2 separate regions of the Mus musculus genome follow, and region 2 is linked to region 1. Evidence: chromatin loops called from intact Hi-C (ENCODE). Cell type or tissue: left cerebral cortex. All regions are shown on one strand. Each heading gives the region's core, and the rest is flanking DNA. Links, peaks and the distances in the headings are about the cores only.

Region 1 (5,361 bases), core at 72-5,071:
CCCATGCCCTGAGCCCGCTGGCGGCCTTTGGTGCTGATGGACAGCTCCGGCCTCTGCTCCTGACGTCACTCAGGGTGCACCATCCTGGCAGGGGCGGGCTGCTTCTGACGTCATCCGGGACGCACCAACCACGCAGGGGGGAGACAGGGGACTCCGCCCCCGGCGTCTGCCTCTCCGGCGCTGAGGAGGGGGCACTTCCGGGGGTCCTTCCCCTTTAACCTCCTCCCCTTCGTCCCTCTCCGCTAGCTGACGGCTAGACCCCACCTCGGGGGCGGGGCCCTGTCGGTGACACGTCGGACAGCGGCCGCCTTGGAGGCCCGGGCGCGCAGTGCTGCTCTAAGGGCGGCCGACCCGCCCGGGGATTCCGGGCTTGAGCTCCTACCTCTGCTCGGCGGGGAGGGAGCGGGCCCGCCTGCTGGGCCTGGGCCCTCCGGATCCGCCCCCTCTTCGGTCCCGCCCCCTCGGAGCCGCCTCGGGCTACGCGGGGGCCGGGGACCCGCTGTCGGGACGCCATGCGGGCGTCGCTGCTGCTGTCCGTGCTGCGGCCCGCGGGGCCCGTGGCCGTGGGCATCTCTCTGGGCTTCACCCTGAGCCTGCTCAGCGTCACCTGGGTGGAGGAGCCTTGCGGACCCGGGCCGCCCCAACCCGGAGACTCTGAGCTGCCGCCGCGCGGCAACACCAACGCGGCGCGCCGGCCCAACTCGGTGCAGCCCGGATCCGAGCGCGAGAGGCCCGGGGCCGGCGCAGGCACCGGTGAGAGCTGGGAGCCTCGTGTCTTGCCCTACCATCCCGCGCAGCCAGGCCAGGCCACCAAGAAGGCCGTCAGGTACTGATCCACTCCGTCCGCCCTAACACCCCCCCCCCCCCCCCCGCAGGCACCAGCCAGGATGCGCGCGCTAGGGAGGCCGCCAGAGGCCGGGTCAGGCTCCGGAAGGAAGGGGCCGGCCGGCCAGGAAGTCCTTGGGCCTCGATTACTTCCTATGACCCTGCTTGCAGGGAGACAGAGGGCCAGTTTGAAGCTTTTTCTGGATCCCGTCCGGATCTGAGCTGAGCTAAACCGACTCCACCCAATTATACTCCAAAGACCCTCTTAGCCCCCCACTGGTCTGTTTAGGATTAGAAAAATGAGTGTTAAAGAGGATAAGTGTATAAAGAGGGGGAAAGAAAAAGGAGGGAACTGGAATTTACCTGTATTTCATTCCTAGATGGGTTTCAAGGGCCACCTTGGGATGAGATGGGAGAGGGAGGAATGTACTCATCACATTGATGTCTCTGCCCACGCATTGAAGTAATTTCTTCTAAGTAACAGTGAATTCCAGTTGTACAACTTACCTTCTACCTTAGGAAGGTGAGTCACTGCCTTAGTTTGCCCCTCTCCAAAAGACATTCTCTACACCACTATGCCGTATGCTTCTACACATCATTTATAGGACATATTGGGGGGGCGGGGCTGACAGCATATTCATGTTGCAGGGAGCATCTGCAACAGTGTGCCAAGCATGTTACTGTTTAAGTGCAATCTGTCCCATTTTACAGATGGCACCGATTAAGTAACATGTTCAGGGACACAGCCACTAGGTTGTGAAATCTGGAAGTAGATCTAGTGTATCTCTTACCTGCATCTGCCTTGGAAGTGCTGTCTCCTAGATGCAACACTTTCTGTGAGACCAGTATATCACTTAAATCATGTCTCGTGGGAGAGACAGTCTTATCCTCCCGTTCGTGGGTGCCAAACAGGTCCAGAGGAGAACTAACAAGTGAAGCTGTGTGCTATCTTGTTCCTAACTGTCTTTTCCCAGAACTCGGTATATCAGCACGGAGCTGGGCATCAGGCAGAAGCTTCTGGTGGCAGTGCTGACCTCACAAGCCACGTTGCCTACACTGGGTGTGGCTGTAAACCGAACTCTGGGACACCGACTGGAGCATGTAGTGTTCCTGACCGGTGCGAGGGGCCGCCGGACACCTTCAGGCATGGCGGTGGTGGCACTGGGCGAAGAGAGGCCCATCGGACACCTGCACCTGGCGCTGCGCCACCTGCTGGAGCAACACGGCGATGACTTTGACTGGTTTTTCCTAGTGCCTGATGCCACCTATACTGAAGCGCATGGACTGGACCGCCTAGCTGGCCACCTCAGCCTTGCTTCAGCAACCCATCTCTATCTTGGCCGGCCGCAGGACTTCATCGGTGGAGATACTACCCCAGGCCGCTACTGCCACGGGGGCTTTGGAGTCTTGCTCTCTCGCACACTGCTACAGCAACTGCGCCCCCACCTGGAAAGCTGCCGCAACGACATCGTCAGTGCTCGCCCGGATGAGTGGTTGGGCCGCTGCATCCTTGATGCCACAGGCGTGGGCTGTACTGGTGACCACGAGGTAGGAAGATAAGCCTCCCAATTAGTGTCTCCTCTCAGAGCTTGCTTATTTCCCCAGGAGAGGTATGGGGTAATGGAGATAGAGGTTGGGGTTTTCTCTGTTAATCTATCTTTTTTTTTTTTTAAATCCCAGTGGCTCTAGGTAAATTACTAGATCTGAGCTTCAGCAGCCTCGTGCATGCTAATGGAAACAATTATTAGGCAGGGCCGTATAAGGATTAGGGAAAAGTAAGAGATCCTTACACACAATATATATTCAGTGTCAGCTATTTTATTTAGCTCTCTGGACACCTCTGAGGCAGCTTTCACAGATGAGCTCACAGAGACCTGACCAGGCTTGTACAACATCAGCTGGTCAAATAGACTTCAAATCCACAGAACTCTGACTTTCCAAGTCCATAACTGGTTATAGGATTTGAAGATGAGACACCAGCTAAGAGAGGGAGGAAGGTCAGTCAGCTCTGTTGTTGTTCCCATTCTGAATGCTTCCTTTCCTCCCTCCCCAGGGAATGCACTACAACTACCTGGAACTGAGCCCCGGGGAGCCTGTGCAGGAGGGGGACCCTCGTTTCCGCAGCGCCTTGACAGCCCATCCCGTGCGTGACCCTGTGCACATGTACCAGCTGCACAAAGCTTTTGCCCGCGCTGAGCTGGACCGCACGTACCAGGAGATTCAAGAATTGCAGGTACAGGCCTGGGCTTAGGGAGTCAAGGGATTAGGGGGAGCAGGTCCTGAGAGACCCCGGGAATAAAAAGTCAGTGATAGAGTCATAGAGCAAACCCACTGCCAGGGCTTTGACCTTTGTGAAACCTCCAGGAATCCCCCCTTTCAACTTTTAAACTGTCTTAATCTGTGAAGAAACTGCGCGCGCATGCGCGTGCGTGGGGGGGTGGGGGGCTTGGGTTTCCGGTAAGCTGCAGGTCCTCTCTGAGTATCACTGCCTGCCCACAGAGTCTCTAGTTGTATACTGGCTCTGTGACCCCGTACTTTGCTCATGGCCCCTTTTTCCCCTGCCCAGTGGGAGATCCAGAATACCAGCCGACTGGCTGCTGATGGGGAGAGAGCCTCTGCCTGGCCAGTGGGCATCCCAGCACCGTCTCGCCCTGCCTCACGCTTTGAGGTTCTGCGCTGGGACTACTTCACAGAACAATACGCGTTCTCCTGCGCCGATGGCTCTCCCCGCTGCCCGTTGCGTGGGGCCGACCAGGCTGATGTGGCTGACGTCCTGGGGACAGCCTTAGAGGAGCTCAACCGCCGTTACCAGCCAGCGCTGCAGCTCCAGAAGCAACAGCTGGTGAACGGCTACCGGCGTTTTGATCCAGCCCGAGGCATGGAGTACACACTAGACCTGCAGCTGGAAGCGCTGACACCCCAGGGTGGCCGCTGGCCCCTCACCCGCAGGGTGCAGCTCCTTCGGCCCTTGAGCCGAGTGGAGATCTTGCCTGTACCCTATGTCACCGAGGCTTCTCGGCTCACTGTGCTACTGCCGCTGGCTGCAGCGGAACGAGACCTGGCTTCTGGCTTCTTAGAAGCCTTTGCCACTGCAGCCCTGGAACCTGGTGATGCAGCAGCCTTGACCCTGCTGCTGCTGTATGAGCCACGCCAGGCCCAGCGGGCAGCCCACTCAGACGTCTTCGCACCTGTCAAGGCCCACGTGGCAGAGCTAGAGCGGCGTTTCCCTGGTGCCCGGGTGCCCTGGCTCAGTGTGCAGACAGCAGCGCCCTCTCCACTGCGTCTCATGGATCTGCTGTCCAAGAAGCACCCACTAGACACTCTGTTCCTGCTGGCCGGGCCAGACACGGTACTCACACCTGATTTCCTGAACCGCTGCCGCATGCATGCCATCTCTGGCTGGCAGGCCTTCTTCCCCATGCACTTCCAGGCCTTCCACCCTGCTGTGGCTCCACCTCAGGGCCCTGGGCCACCAGAGCTGGGCCGTGACACCGGTCACTTTGATCGCCAGGCTGCCAGTGAGGCATGCTTCTACAACTCCGACTATGTGGCGGCCCGTGGCCGGCTGGTGGCGGCCTCGGAGCAGGAGGAGGAGCTGCTGGAGAGCCTGGATGTGTACGAGTTGTTTCTGCGCTTCTCCAACTTGCACGTGCTGAGAGCAGTAGAGCCAGCCTTGCTGCAGCGCTACCGGGCCCAGCCGTGCAGTGCACGGCTCAGTGAAGACCTTTACCACCGCTGTCGCCAGAGCGTACTTGAGGGCCTTGGCTCCCGCACCCAGCTTGCCATGCTGCTCTTTGAGCAGGAACAGGGGAACAGCACCTAAGCCCCTGCACCTGTCCCTGCTCTTCCCCAGGAACCTGGAGCCACGTGCCAGCCTCGCTGGACAGGGCTGGCTGTAGCCTCAGTCCCTAGGGCAGCCCACTGGTCCCTTGTCTCTTGCTTTGTTGGACCCATGGGCTCAGGACAAGCCCTGAGACAGATGCCCTAGAGCCATCCTTTCTTGTCCAGTCCCCCTGCCCCCTTGACGCTGCTGATTCAGGCTGTGGCCTCTGTTTATGCCTGACGCCAGCCTTGCCTCCTGGGCTCCTGTCCTGGGAGCTGGGCTGTAGATGGATTGTTGGAGGAGGTGAAGCTGAGAAAGGAGGGGTACGTTATCTACTGCCTTCTCCCTTCTGGATCCACGATAAAGCTCTGGCTTTAATAAACTGGTTAAGTGTAGAATAATGAGTGGAAACTGGTAATTTAGTGTTGGCAAGGTAGGCATGGGAGGACCGACCCCTAAGGATGGAGGAACCCTGGGTCTGGAGCCTTCTTTTCCTGTTACAGGGATCAAGTCAGATAGATGCCCAGCCTCCAGCAAGTTCATGTGGATGCTCTCCCTCTCCCTCTCTCTGTCCCTCTCCCTCTCCCCCCACCTCTCTCTCACACACACACAGAGAAACAGACACAGAATTCTTTGTGCCTCTTTATTCCCAATTTCACCAGCACTTTATAAAACCAATCTCTAGGGAGCAAGGCCTGAGAAGGCCGCTCCCC
Region 2 (5,361 bases), core at 290-5,289, 87 kb after region 1:
AAGAAAGGCAGAGCACGGGACATACTGACTCCCAGCCTCCTCCAGGGCCCTGATGCATCCCAGAACACTGTTCTCTGAGCTCTGGCTTCCAGAGACTTTGGACACCCACTGGAAACATCCATTTGGGAACATCTGTGGGTTTCACCATTATCTTTTCCTGCTTCAACACCCTGTCCATTCCCACCCCACCACCCCAAGATCAGCACATTGTTAGACGGAACCACCTAAATGAGCAGAACTGCCATGCTCATAGATTCTGCTCTAGCCCTGCCTGAACCTGAGAGACACTGGGCTGCAACTCAAAGGAGTAAGTAGTCTGGTACCAAGTGAGGGCAAAGAACAGACAGGACAACCTCAGCACGGCTGACACTGAGACACTGAGTGTATTCTCTCTGCTGCCTCTGTACGGTGGGGGCACTTGGATTCTTTGTTACTTTCTATTTTCTTCTTGTTCTGGGAAGAAATGGATCTCAGAAGCTCTTGGTGCCTCTTAAATCCTTTGAAATGAATCATTGTTTTTCTCATAGACTCAAAGACAATTGGCCTTTCCACCAAACCCTGTTCGGAGAGATCATTATAGCAGTGGTTCTCAACCTGTGTGTCTCAGCTCCTTTGGGGTCTAAATGACTCTTTTACAGGGCTCCCGTTTGACCACCAGAGAGCACAGCTATTTACATTATGATTCATCACAGTAGCAAATTACAGTTATGAAGTGGCAACAAAAATAATATCGGCAGCGTCATCACATCATGAGGTGTATTAAAGGGTGGCAACATCAGGAAGGCAGAGAATCACTGCTCTTTAGGATGTTCAAAGATGAGTTTGGCCAATGTCATGGATTTTTCTGGATGAGCGTACCCCTGTCCTGAGACTAGGATCACTCAAACTGCTTCCTCCCGAGAGTCGGACCCAGAACAAAGGAAGATTGTGCACACTGGGAAGCCAAGACTCGGAACCCATACTTTCACATTGACCAGGAAGAATCCACAGCCCACCCCAACCAGGACCTACTCCAGAAGGCTCCCTACCAGGTCTCACAGCCAGTGAAGAAGCACAGGTAGCTTGGCCCAGTTCGTTGGTGGCAGTGGCTGTGTAGCTCCCAGCATCGGCAGCCTGGGCCTCTCTGAGCAGCAGTGTGTGCCGTTCACCTTCAGCCCGGATGAGAAGACGACCCTCGCTGTGCAACATGGACCCATCCTTTTTCCAGGACACTGTGGGGAAGGAGGAAGAACCAGCTTGCTATGGCCACAAAGGGACTTCTGGGAGCTCTCATCCTTACCCCCACTCCACAGGAACATAGCTTATTCTTTCAAGACAGTGTTTCTCTGTGTAGTTCTGACTGTCCTGGAACTCGCTCTGTAGACCAGGCTGGCCTCGAACTCAGAAATCTGCCTGCCTCTGCCTCCCAAGTTCTGGGATTAAAGGTGTGCACCACCACTGCCTGGCTTCAATACTTTTTTAAAATAATTTTTTAAGTGAGACAGGGTTTTATGTAGCCCAGGCTCACTGTGTAGCTGGTATCAAGGATGCTCCACCGTATCACGCAGTACTGTAGGGCAAACTCAGAACCTTGTGTATGCTAGGCAAGCACCCTGCCAACAAAGTACATCTTCAGTCATCTTCCCTTGGGGGAATTTTGAGGAACCTGCCCTCACTCCAGAAGCTCGGCCACCACACTTCTGAGCTGGGGAGGTAGGGGACAATCTTCCAGAATACACCAGAGCCAGAGCAGCCCCATGGACGGACAATTCTCCCCTTCCCCACAAGAGGATTCCAGGAGACCTATCCTGTCCCCACACCACATGCTTGCCACCACAACCCGCCAGCCTCCAGCCCTCCCTGTAGCTCACCTTGGGGTGGGGGGTTGGCGGTGATGATACACTTAAGTAGCACGTCAGCTCCTGGCGCCACCACCATATTCTGCAGAGGGATCTCAAACACGGGTGCCTCCAGGGGCTCTTCCCCAGCGGACACATAGGAGTCGTCTGAGGACTCTGCCAGATACAGGAGCAGAGGGAGAGAGGGTAAGGGGACATGAGACTTGAAGGGTCATTGTTGTAGTGTCATTGGGGGGACATTTGTGGGGAGAGGGGATGTTGACAGTACAGAATCCTAGAAAACCAAAACCCAGCATGAGAAGTTTCTGGAAGACAGGGTCTGAAGGAAGCAAATGTTCTTAATCAGAACAGGGTGGCAGAGACCATACTTCCTTCCCAATTACTGCTGGCACAGGAGGGCACTGGTACGTGGAGTGGGTGTCTTCACATGAATGTCCTGGAAGATCTTTGAAAGCACTCTAGGGCTGGTGAGATGGCTCAGCGGGTAAGAGCACCCGACTGCTCTTCTGAAGGTCCTGAGTTCAATTCCCAGCAACCACATGGTGGCTCACAACCATCCCTAACAAGATCTGGCGCCCTCTTCTGGAGTGTCTGAAGACAGCTACAGTGTACTTACATATAATAAATAAATAAATCTTTAAAAAAGAAAAAGAAAAGAAAAAAGAAAGCACTCTAGGGGCCACGAGACTACCTAAGCACCAATGGGCAGAGAACAAACTACTAGCCACCTAAGACCTAACAGCAATCCTAGGTTCACAGGGAAATGTGGCGGGTGGGGCTGGGGAGATATTCAAACCTGTAAGGCCACCAGATTGCCCAAAGAGGCAGTGGTAGAGAGATCAGCCAGTCTTAGGAAACTCAGCTTTGATTCTGTCCCATCAGCAGATAGTAACACTATCTTCACTGAGCACAGAGAACCAGGAGTTCATCAGGAAATAAGACATGGTGCCTGCTTGTAGGATACTACAGAGAGATAAAGACCACACTGTTGTGGGTCTCACTAGATATCTTTTGAATGTGTGCTGGAGGTTGAGCTCAGAGCTTCGTGCATCCCGGACAAATGCCTTCCCACTGAGCTCTCCCTCTCTCCAGCTCCTTTCCCGGTATTTTCTACCTCTAACATTCTGTCAGCTAGATAAAGGACAAAGTAGGGCAGCAGCAAGGGCTGCGAAGACCCCAGGGTGGCTGCCTTCTTAACTATATCACCCTCAACAAATGAGACCGTCTCTCTGAGTCTCAGCTTTGTTATGGGGAAGACGGCAGGGTAGCATTCAGTGCTTTGTACAGCTGGTAAGCAGACAGAGAGGAGGTAACATCTCTATGGGTCTATTTGACACAACATCTGGGCCACTGTTGTGGGAACACAGTAATGGTGGTATGTACGATGGAGGGAACCTATACATGTCTAACGATTCTGAGGTGCTGACACACAAATGAAAAATAATTTTGATGGAGCAAATTACCAAGGCGGTTAAGTGCAATAATGCAGGTACAGGCAGGACCTGGGACACACTGGGGAAAGCAGCAGGGACTTAGGGACAGAAGCATTCTGCCTGTGATGTTGCTCATCAACCATAGGAATCAGTGAGGCAGGATGCAAGGATGGGGGACAGGGGAGGCTCAGTGTGGCCACAAAGGGGTAAGGAAACGGGGCCTGGGGGGCGACAGAGTAAAGGGTTAGGGAAGCTTCCGGGTTTTCAAGAATTTTAGACTGCCTGTCCCCACAAATGGATTGGGGGGCGGGGCATGAGAACGCCTAGGTTCCAGCCAGTGCCTCCTCCAGCTGATGGTCCTTGGCCCCACTGCCTAACAGTCCACTGGACCAGGGAGGCCCTCCAGCAGACACCCGGGCTTTGCTCACATCTCTGCCCCACTGAGCACTCACACTGCACCTCACCAGTAGCAGATCCTAACATGGTACTTTTACTCCAATCCCTGCCTGTATCAAAGCTAGAAGCCGCAAAACCGCTGTTCCCTGAGCTCTCTCAACCGGCGTTGGGGGACATTCTCAGCCATCTCAGTGCTCTTACCGAGCTCGGGGGAAGTAGGCCGAGCACGGCGACCTTTGCCTTGGCTGCGGGTCCCTCTGCGGTCCCAGGGCCCCCAGGGGCCATCCTCCTCAGGTCCTCTGCGAAGCCTCTTCTCAGCCTCGGGTCCCGCTCTATTCTTCTCCAAGGTTTGGGGCAGAACAGAGTCCTCCACTCCCGGAGTGGCCCAGGGCAGAAAGCGCACCGCTTGAGCAGGGGGTTCCCGCTTGCGACCGGAGGGGGCTTTTGTCCTGCTCTCCGGGGGATCCGCGGTGTAGGGCGGCACAGGGCTCCTGCACTCCTGGATGGCTCTGCTCCTGGTTAGCGGGAATTGGTCCCGACGCTTGATCTCCTGCTGCGGGCCTTCCCCCGGTTCAGTCCTGCCCACCGGCCCTCTGCTTCGGGGCCTCCCAGGCTCGTCCCCAGATTTGCCCGCACCACTAGGAGGCGGCGGCTGGGTGGCAGCCGGGCTCACAGCCCGTGAGGTCTTGGGTGTGGAAGGCCGGGAGAAGAGTGGGGGCTCGCCGGGCTCCCGAGGGGATGGGGCGCGCTGCAGCGTGGCACGCAGGGACTCGTGCGAACGCACCAGCTCCTCCCGCGACGTAGATCGGCGGATGCGACCCAGCTCCTGGGCGAAGCGGAGTTCGAGGTCCGAGGTTGCACTGCGTTGTCGCGTGCGTTCATCCAACGAGGCCGCCTTTTGCTGGAACAGGCGACGCCGCTCTGCCACACTGCCCCGAGGTGACCGCAGCTCCTCCTGCGAGGCCTCGGGTGTGCCCCACGCCGCACCGCCCTCGGACTTCGGCTGCTCCAGCGAGCGAGCCTTGCGCAGGGGCACCCAGGGCCGCAGGGGCGCTGGCGGCGAGTCGCTGCGCTCCAGGCTGCGTCGCCGCTCTTCGAAGAACTGTAGCTTGTCCAGGATGCGGGACCCCGCGCGCACCAGCCGGGGCGAGCGGCCCAATGCTGACAGGCGACCCGAAGCCTCGCTCAGTGGCGTCTGGGGCCGGGACTCCACTGTGCCCGCCAGCGACGGCCCGGATGACTTGGGCTTTTTCCCTCGCTTCTCTTCCGTGGTGGTGATGTCCTCAGGCAGCGAGGGCTCCTGAGCACGCCGATGGGGCGAAGTGGGAGTAGCTGGGGGCTGGGTACTAGGTCCTGGCAGAGCCCTCTTTCCCACCCGAGGAGATGGTGGGGGAAGCAAAGCGGATTTGGAGGGAGGTGGAAGGGCAGGGCGTGGACGAAGGGCATCACTGGCTGGCTGAGGCTGAAGGTCAGGCTCCTCTCTGTGCAATCCACTCGGAGGAATGCTGCTGCAGAACCAAGGCCGAGAGGGGTGGAGGACTCAGAGGGCCTTCCCTCCTAGACCCCCTAGCTTGTGAGAGGGATTGAGCAGTGGTGCATGCTGGGCAGGCTTGGGGTGACAAGGGCCAGATTTTCCTGCCCCACCCCCTCGAGGGCACAGCCAGAGCAGGTGCTGGGGAGAGGCCAGCGGCTCA

Evidence for each region. Peaks named below come from ENCODE experiments on the same cell type or tissue, not always from the same donor. Only the 100,000 strongest peaks of a DNase experiment are listed, where the experiment ranks them.
Region 2: it touches region 1 in a loop (2.1-fold over the local background); 1 of 42 quality-filtered maps calls a loop at or near these places.

What each region holds. Positions count from the first base shown.
Region 1 is chr1:75,474,257-75,479,617 of GRCm38, reverse strand. Chpf (chondroitin polymerizing factor) reads left to right here and starts at 147. Exons shown (of 4, transcript NM_001001566.3): 1 at 147-826; 2 at 1,800-2,373; 3 at 2,879-3,058; 4 at 3,392-5,049. The coding sequence starts at 513. The coding sequence ends at 4,648. Tmem198 (transmembrane protein 198) reads right to left here and starts at 86. Exons shown (of 5, transcript NM_177056.4): 1 at 1-86. Asic4 (acid-sensing (proton-gated) ion channel family member 4) reads right to left here. Exons shown (of 10, transcript NM_183022.3): 10 at 5,278-5,361. In left cerebral cortex, for the core only: CTCF peaks have their summits at 1,985 (motif pointing left) and 2,233; DNase peaks (open chromatin) are centred at 1,486, 2,063, 2,235, 2,914 and 2 more places; H3K4me3 peaks cover 2,507 bases; H3K27ac peaks cover 1,204 bases.
Region 2 is chr1:75,387,612-75,392,972 of GRCm38, reverse strand. It overlaps Speg (SPEG complex locus), which reads right to left. Exons shown (of 41, transcript NM_007463.4): 4 at 3,869-5,175; 5 at 1,851-1,994; 6 at 1,029-1,211. Among named protein-coding and RNA genes, the nearest start is that of Speg, 15 kb to the right of the region's middle. In left cerebral cortex, for the core only: CTCF peaks have their summits at 2,373 (motif pointing left) and 4,277 (motif pointing right); DNase peaks (open chromatin) are centred at 3,326, 3,807, 4,377 and 4,765; H3K4me3 peaks cover 2,298 bases; H3K27ac peaks cover 1,877 bases.